2 separate regions of the Homo sapiens genome follow, and region 1 is linked to region 2. Evidence: chromatin contacts called from ENCODE Hi-C or POLR2A ChIA-PET data. All regions are on one chromosome and are shown on one strand. The core of a region is the stretch at or near the end of the contact, and the rest is flanking DNA. Distances in the headings are between cores, read along the strand shown.

Region 1 (4,439 bases), core at 521-3,020, 39 kb after region 2:
CTCCCCAATATCCCTTTTATACAATAAAAGTGGTCAAAAATATTTAAAAGTAGAGAAAATAGTAAACCCCCTTATATCCATCACCTAGATTCTAGATTTATCAAGCTTCTGCCCCAACATTTTTTCTTATTTTCTGAAGATTCATAAAGGAACTTGCAACTGACATGTCATTTCACTCTTAGATAATTCAATATGCAACTTTTTAAAACAGGGAGAAAAAAGTTCCCTGAATAATAACTGAGGCTGGAAGCGATGGCTCACGCCTGTAATCCCAGCACTTTGGGAGGCCAAGGCGGGCAGATCACCTGAGGTCAGGAGTTCAAGACCAGCCTGGCCAACATGGTGAAACCCCATCTCTACTAAAAATACAAAAATTAGCCAGGTGTGATGGCGTGTACCTTTAATCCCAGCTACTAGGGAGGCTGAGGCAGGAGAATCGCTTGAACCTGGGAGGCAGAGGTTGCAGTGAGCCAAGATCATACCACATACCACTCCACTCCAGCTTAGACAACAAAGAGACTCCATCAAAAAAAAAAAAAAAAGAACCACAGAAATAATGCAGTGTTGAATCCAGTGGCATGACTCTGGGGAGATTTTTTTCAACTGAGGAAAAAGCCAGGAGGTGAGGAATATTTTGGAGAAAATTTTTGGAGGAAGCCATTCCCTTTTACATTGCTGCCTCTATAAAAATCTTGCAGATGAAGCTGCTGTTTTAAATAAGTCAGATTCCACCTCTTTCACAAAGACAAGTATAAACTACAAAATCTTCTCTGCCTAAATCAAAAAGACCTTAAAGAACCACGGAATCTATTCAAAGATGAGGAAGTAGCATGTCCTCATGGTTAAGACAAAGGTTTTGAAATTGGCCCAACTTGGAATAAAACCCACTTCTCACTCTTGCTATGCAATTCTGAGCAGGTGACTTATGCACTAACCTTCTCTCTTCTCAACATTAAAACCAGAATAATACCTAGAACACAGAGATGTTGTTAAGGTTCAATAAGATAAGCAAGGTGATACTTGAACCAACATAGGAAAAGTAAGTGCCTGATGAATAGCTCTCTAATTATTTGTTATAAATATTACTAAAATCTGATCGAATACAGAAGGAATAAAAAGATTTTATCTCATGAGCCTATTCCAATCCATTGGATGGTGCTACATAGAATATCTGTAGGGAAAAATCCAAAAGCCACCATCAGAACAGGCCTGCTGTTTCGGGGGCCTGCTGATTTTGTCACCCTTAATCAAAGTCAACCGTATCATCCTATTATTACGGGCCAAGAGGGTAACAATTCACGTGTTCACCACAGTCACTCTTCCGCACTCTGCTTTTCATGACCAAAAGAAATAATAATATGCAACATATTGAAATAAAATTAAAATGTACATTAGCTAAATGATAGCTTATATGTACTAATTGCTTACTTTTCTTGAAGACAGAATAAAATGACGGCAATTCTCAACAGGCAGCTCAGCAGCCTGCATATAAACTGAATGGAAATTTCCTTCTCTTTGCTTCTGTGCATTACTTGAACCAACTTAACAGAAAACAGAATATTTTCAAAAACAACATGCAATGGAGTTTAAGTTCCTAGAATTTTACATCACGGAAGATATCATTTGAAATATAATAGCTAAATGCCTTCCTCCCTGGTACAGCTTGCTTTGGTGTATTGATAAGAAGTAAGATTAATATGCAAAAGGAAAATGTAAGAAACTTGCCCTGCACCGGTCAGCACCCGGCATGTATGTGCCTCTCCCTATGAGAAAGCAACTGCACCCAGAGAGTGAAAGTCTGGGTTTGGCTCTCACATCACCACTTCCTTGCTATGTTAGAGCCTCAGTTGATACACAGGTAAAAAGAGAGCGACATAGACTCATTCTCGTCTTTTCCAAAGTTACGCAAATTGAAAAAAAAAACACTACAAAACTATAATATTTCACAGACATAACACAAAAACCAGTTGAAGGGTAGAAAATAAACTACCTAACAAGTCAATGTGGTGCACACATATTGCCCAGGCTGGTCTCAAACTCCCGGCCTCAAGCAATCCTCCCACCTTGGCTTCCCAGTGTTGGGATTACGGGCATGAGCCACAGCACCCAGCCCAGATTCTTTCATTAATATGTGAAATATGGACTGTTTAAAAACTGTCTGCCAGATATTAGGGTAAGTACTGGGTATACAAAGGCAAACTGCAAAGATCGCTCAAAAGCCCCGGCCTTATACCTTATACACTGCATTGTAAATGTAAATGGTGACTCTGTAAGCCTGCCTACAAGAATTTAGGTGGAATAATTCTGAGGCCACATCTACACTCAGTAAAGGAAAGAATATGACCAATTCAATGATGTCTGCCAAGGCACAGGATGGGCACAGAAAAGGGGAACTATAAAATCGAAAGTGTGTCAAGAATGTTTGCCACCTCTAATTTAGCCAAAAGGTTTGATGTTTTGTGTAGGTATCATGTGAACGAAAGTCTGCCCAATACATTAAAAGTTTATGGTGAATTTGTATGTCCAGAAAAATGTGTGTATAATCCCGTAAGGGGCTTAGAGAGGAATGGAAAATACATGCAATATAAATGCAGATTACCTTTATTACAAAGTTGGATCATATTCTCATTCCTAGACTAATTTCCTATATCATAAAACCTATATTCAATTTTATAAATAGCATACACCAAGAATCATAAATTCAGTTAATGCAGAAATTTAACAGATTTTTTTTTAATAAAAGTGAGAAAAGGCTGTTTTAGAGCAAATATCTGAAAGGACAGAAAGGGTTCTTTCTTTGAAGATATGTTTTTCCCTTTGACTCTACCTCCTTAGGGACCTAACCAGAGAAGAAATAAATTTCACAGCTAATATATATGAAGTAACATGTTTAACATTATCCAATGAATTTATATCTATCTACACTATATAAATTTATCTCACATAAACTGTCACCTCCAATAGAATTCATTAAAACAATGTTACAGCTTCTGAATTAAATGCAATCTTCTAATTGGAATTTAATCTTAAAATAGGAGTTGGGGGGTTTATTTTTTAATTGACAAATGGAATAATTCATTAGTTTGTCTTACAGTTCTGTCTGAAGAACTTAAAAGTAAATTTGACACAGGGATGGGCTGGCTACTGCTGTGTGGTACTAGGGAACTGGGGTGGGGGTGTGGAGGTTCTTTCATCAGCTGCTGAACACCTCCTGCTGCTTATGGGCAGGAAGGGATGGACACTGTCTCTCACCATCCTGAATTACTACATTACTAATATATTCCATTACCTCCACGTAAATGTCATGTTAATTTCTGATCTTCATCAAGCCAGACAATGGTTTCCACCTTGGCCCCTAGCCAGTTAGCTATGTGGAAAATATTTAGCCAATTACATTACTTGTATTGGGTTAGGAACTGGAGAGAAAGGCAAAATAAACGCATCGAAAATACTTCACAGATAAAATGTAAGTTGACACTGTCTTCGCATGCGGGAGCCCGAGTGATACAATCTGATAGGCAGCTGCCAGCACTCATAACTGCTTATTAAATCTAGCCTCTCTTTATGGTGTGAGTGAAGATCTGTATTTTTACCAATATTAGGTTCATTGTGTTATGAAAGAGACCAAAATACTTAAGATCATTCGCTCCAGCTTATAAAACATATTATGTAGTTTATTAAATTGTTAAAATTACTTTTCAAAGTCAAAATTCCAGAGACTGGAAGTTTAAGCACAACACCGTGGGCTGGCCCCCTGACAGGCTGCAGCACATGGCAGACCAGAAAGGAACCCTGTCGGCTGGCTCTCCTGGCCCAAGGTACCTGCCAGCTGCACATACCTTCTGGAAGCTGCGCCACCACCGCCCCACCCCAAAACCGGTCACGGAAAGTCCATATTCTCGAGTTTTATTTTAAAAAGAAAGGAACTCCCAGCCAAAAAAGTAGCCCTTCACCAAGTCTTCGGTGAGAAGGATGCATTTCCCTTGTTTTTGTCTCTTCCTAGTAAGTCAAAAGGTAGCAATTTGATTATGAGAGACATCAAAAGAGGAAGGCTGGGCAAATAAGGGAAAACAGTTGTAAGCAAATAACACATAACAATGAATGTTGCGTGACGCTTATGTCTTTTCACCAGATCTACCAGCAAGGGACAACCTAGTGGTAGAGACGATGCAATGACAGAGCAGAGACAGACGAACAAACCAACACATTCGCCATCTCTAGTCAGCCCTTCTCAAAACAACTCTATGCAAATGCAAATTGCTATGATCACATTTATTAATAACACTGTGGCTAACTGCCGATTAAATATGCAGCAGGCATTGCCAGCCTTCACTCTGGAAGTCCTGTGATGTGCATCCTATAGGTACCAGTGTCAACTAAAGCTTCACACCAGGAAACAGGAGCCAACTCTGACTCCTTCCTGGTGAACGGTGGCATTA
Region 2 (3,869 bases), core at 1,279-3,778:
TGGAATATACTGCCTCCCAAAGGTTCTGGAAAATAAAAATGAGCTCTGTCCAGAGCTTCTCAAGAAGTTCTAAGATTCTAAGGTAGTATGAACTCCATGGCTTTCAACCAAGTCAATTTGCCCTATATAAAGGGCCTTTCTTTGTTGAATTCCCTATAATTCAAATTTCCCATTTGTTTCTGTGTTATGTATGCCCCAAGTCTGTTTTTACACAGTATTGAAATTAACAATGCCTGGCATATTAATAATAGATATAAATATCTATCAATAGATATTTATACCTTTTTTTTTTTTTTTGAGATGGAGTTTCACTCTTGTTGCCCAGGCTGGAGTGCAGTGGCGCAATCTCAGCTCACTGCAACCCCCGCCTCCTGGGTTCAAGTGATTCTCCTGCCTCGGCCTCCCAAGTAGCTGCGGATTACAGGCACGTGACCCAACCCCAGCTAATTTTGTATTTTTAGTAGAGATGGGGTTTCACCATATTGGCCAGTCTGGTCTCAAACTCCTGCCGTCAGGTGATCCGCCCACCTTGGCCTCCCAAAGTGCTGGGAATTACAGGTGTGAGCCACCGTGCCCGGCCTATGTGTGTCTTTTAACACATACAAGTATCTATTGAAAACAACTCATAGGTGAGTGAGTGAGTGAGTGAGTGAGTGAGTGAGTGAGTGAGTGAGTGAATGAATTCAGGCATTCAATGTGTCATCACGATGGCCAAAGCAGAAGACAGTTCTTGCCCTTCTCTGAGAAGCCTGGGCCTCATGGAGAAATGGGTGCTCTGCCATCTTGCTAAGACTGGCTTCCATAAAAGCTGCTGTCACTTGTGGGCACCCTTGATTTTTTTTAATATAACTATGAAAATTCAGGCTCGGGCACAGTGGTGGTAGCAGCTCTGGTTGCAGATGGAGGTAATATAATATGTTGTTGGCAGCCCAGGAGGAAACAGGGAGGGTAATAAGCAGAGAAAAAGCATGTTCAAGAATGAAGGAGTGGGTGAAACCTCGTAAACTCTTCGCAGACAAGACATGCCCCCTGGAGCCTCTGCCCTAAGGAGGGAGGGAGCCAGGCGGCTTCCCAGAGGCAGAGGAGGATGAAGCTAGAGATAGGGCTGAGGTGCCCAGGGCACCTGCTGCCACACACTGAAAAAAAAAATTAATAAAAGTAAAAATGAACCACTGCATGTAGCAGCAAAGTGTTATTAAAACACTGTAATGTCTCAGAGGTTCCTATGAAGTCATGTTCTTACAATTCACTCATAAGAATTTAAAGACAAAATTATATGCCTCGTAATTCTCCAATGAGTATGTTTCTCTATGGATCCCATTGTTTAGATGGGATGCACAGCTTCCAGCAGGTTTAAATCATTGAAGGGATTTTAAAAACTGGCACTTTCCAGAAATCTGGCTGCACATTCCTCAGCAGGAGTAAGTGTCAATACAGATTATGTCTACATACTTGTGTATACCAGTACATCTATTTCAGGACACGCTTTCCATCAGGGTTGCAAACTCAAATGCCCATAGGGGCCAGGCAGTTGCTTCAATGGATTCAATGGATGAAGCAGGCAGGGACTCAAACACTAGGGAGTGGGTGGGAATGCATCCCTAACAGACAGCTTTGACAAGCCCCATCTAAATGGGCACTTGACCCCAGCATGGGAGAGGGGCTGGTGTTACTACATCTTTTGGTTTGTTACAAGAAGTCAGGAATCTGGGCTCTGCATAGGAAACCTCAGTAAATAAATGCCAGTGATCATCCAAATACCTTATTTAGAATACCATACAAGTTAGCATGTAGTTGTGGCCTGAATACCTCTGTCTACACCTATGTCTACACATACAGCAAGAATGACTGTTTAAATTTAGCCACTATGTTTCCAGGCCCCTCTGCCTTACACATTCTCAAGCTAGTTTATGAGGCACCCCAACGAGCTTACAAACAGTCACATCCACTTAGATGAATGGCCTGAGTCAGGGAGGAACCTGCCAATCTGGGCAGTGATTGGCAACCAGGTGCCACATGGCTGGAGTCAGATCTGAAAGGGCATCACTCCAGCTGGAAGGAAGTAGGTCAGTGGCCTAGTTCCACAGGTCTGCATACCAACCTGCTCCCATTCCATTGTACTTTTCCCTTCTGGACAGATGAAACCATCGAGGCCTATGTCCAGTTACCAGACAGAAACTGAGAGGACCCACTAAGGGAGCGTGTGGATGAGGTTCACGCTAGCAGCATGGTTCTTTAAAGGAAGCTCATCCACGTCCAGCGTGCCCTACCTGTTCAGACACAGGTTGCAACAGATAGAAGCAAAGCCCTTCTAAAAGAATCTGGCCTTTTTCATATATTTTTATTAAACTTGAATACTCACCAGAATGGGGCAGGGGGAGAGGGGTTTGGATATCATGTCTTTCTCTTTCACCCTACTCAAGATCATAGTGAAATTTCAACATTTGCAAGTATAGAATCTATACAGTATACTTACAACTATGCAAGTATAGAATCAGCCAGAGACAAGTGTAGACACGTTCAGAGAGAAGAACCTCAAATGACTCATTCTTCCAGTTTTCTCAAACTGATTTCAGCTTTGAGGAAAGAGGCTTCATTCATACACACCACACATCAGATAGTGCCAGGCCTCATGGAACCCTTCACGGGTTGATGCCTCTAAACAACGCTTCCCTGCCGAGGAATGTGAATGTTGCCAGCCTTGGGGACGGAACCCCAGCACAGAAATAGACTCCTTCTAAGATTTCAATCTTAGTGACTGACAGACACCTCCTAGTCTATCAGGAGATCTTTATCCCCTGACCAGGGTGAAGGATTCCCACTGCTTCCTTTCCCCTTACACACACCTCTCTGAACAGCTTCCACAAAGAAATGTACAAAATCCTGCTCCATTAAGTCTGCGAAAACAGTATGGGCACTAAATGCTTTCCTCATTCTGCAAAGAAAGGCTGTTGACTGGTAAGGTTTAAGCAATACTTAAGAAAGAAATTCTGGTACCTCTCCCAAAAGACAAACTGTACCTATAATAATATCCCTGGACAATTAATGGAACATAGCAAAGACTACACAGTGGTTAAGATCACTGGTATTAAGAGCACTGGCTCATGGGTTAGGGTCTGTTGTTATTGACCTGTGAACTTGGGTAAATGATTTAATTTCTCCAAGCAGCAATGTCCTCATATGTAAACTAGTAGGTAATAATGGTACCCGCAAAAAGGAGTTTTCCTTAAGAATAAAATGGGACGCATTCAAGAACACTTTGCAAAATACCTTAACTAGTAGGTAATGGTGGTAGTGTCTACAACAAAGATAATTCCTGTCGGCTGCTTTACTGTCCCCAGCTAAGATGCCTATTCCAAACTTCTCTGTTTTGAATACCAAATTACCATTGCCACAATTTCAGAACCAAATCACTGGCAAGTAAGAATCCTTAGAAACCTGCTTAGCAAACTTTGACCTGGGAATGCCGGCACACGTCTTTTTCATGGAGGACACTTGCAACTGTACAACTTAGTAAGGCGTGGGCATGCAAAGTTTATTAGCTAATGTCAAACCCTAGCTCCAATGAAATCAAAGAACAAAATGCGTGTTATGACCAGACCTAACCCCAAACTGGTTTTTGGTTCAGAAACAGAATGCCTGCCAATTCGGGGAAACTACATAGAAACAGTAATCAAACAATATTATATGATCATATTCATTGTCATTATTAAATTTTGGTAATAAAAACAGGGTAGAAATATAGAAAGAGCAAAAAATTGATGTGTTTTACTTGGGTCAAGGTTTTTCTTAATTGCAAAAATAGAGCAGGGCCCAAATTATAGGAGGCAAGCAAGGTGCCTAGGGTGCAAAATTTAGGGAGGCACTAG

What was found. Hi-C counts contacts between places; a loop is a spot of excess contacts on that map. ChIA-PET counts read pairs that join two places held with the same protein, here RNA polymerase II (POLR2A). Pooled maps may share reads with other maps.
Region 1: a loop to region 2 is called in a map of naive thymus-derived CD4-positive, alpha-beta T cell, with 5 times the contacts of the local background. The contact joins two enhancer-like sites. A Hi-C loop is called at or near these places in 13 of 168 maps with a recorded cell type or tissue (B cell, CD14-positive monocyte, CD4-positive, alpha-beta T cell and 7 more) and 14 of 50 pooled maps. POLR2A ChIA-PET finds 5 or more read pairs at or near these places in 22 of 52 experiments (A549, B cell, CD4-positive, alpha-beta T cell and 15 more).

What each region holds. Positions count from the first base shown.
Region 1 is chr3:71,485,246-71,489,684 of GRCh38, forward strand. The region is part of intron 3 of FOXP1 (forkhead box P1); the gene reads right to left. Among named protein-coding and RNA genes, the nearest start is that of MIR1284, 55 kb to the right of the region's middle. Within about 2 kb of position 1,771, at least 5 of the 41 ENCODE cell types and tissues checked have a DNase peak (open chromatin) inside an H3K27ac peak, as active enhancers do; they include CD14-positive monocyte, where a contact is called at or near this core.
Region 2 is chr3:71,445,408-71,449,276 of GRCh38, forward strand. The region is part of intron 3 of FOXP1 (forkhead box P1); the gene reads right to left. Among named protein-coding and RNA genes, the nearest start is that of MIR1284, 95 kb to the right of the region's middle. Within about 2 kb of position 2,529, at least 2 of the 41 ENCODE cell types and tissues checked have a DNase peak (open chromatin) inside an H3K27ac peak, as active enhancers do; they include CD14-positive monocyte, where a contact is called at or near this core.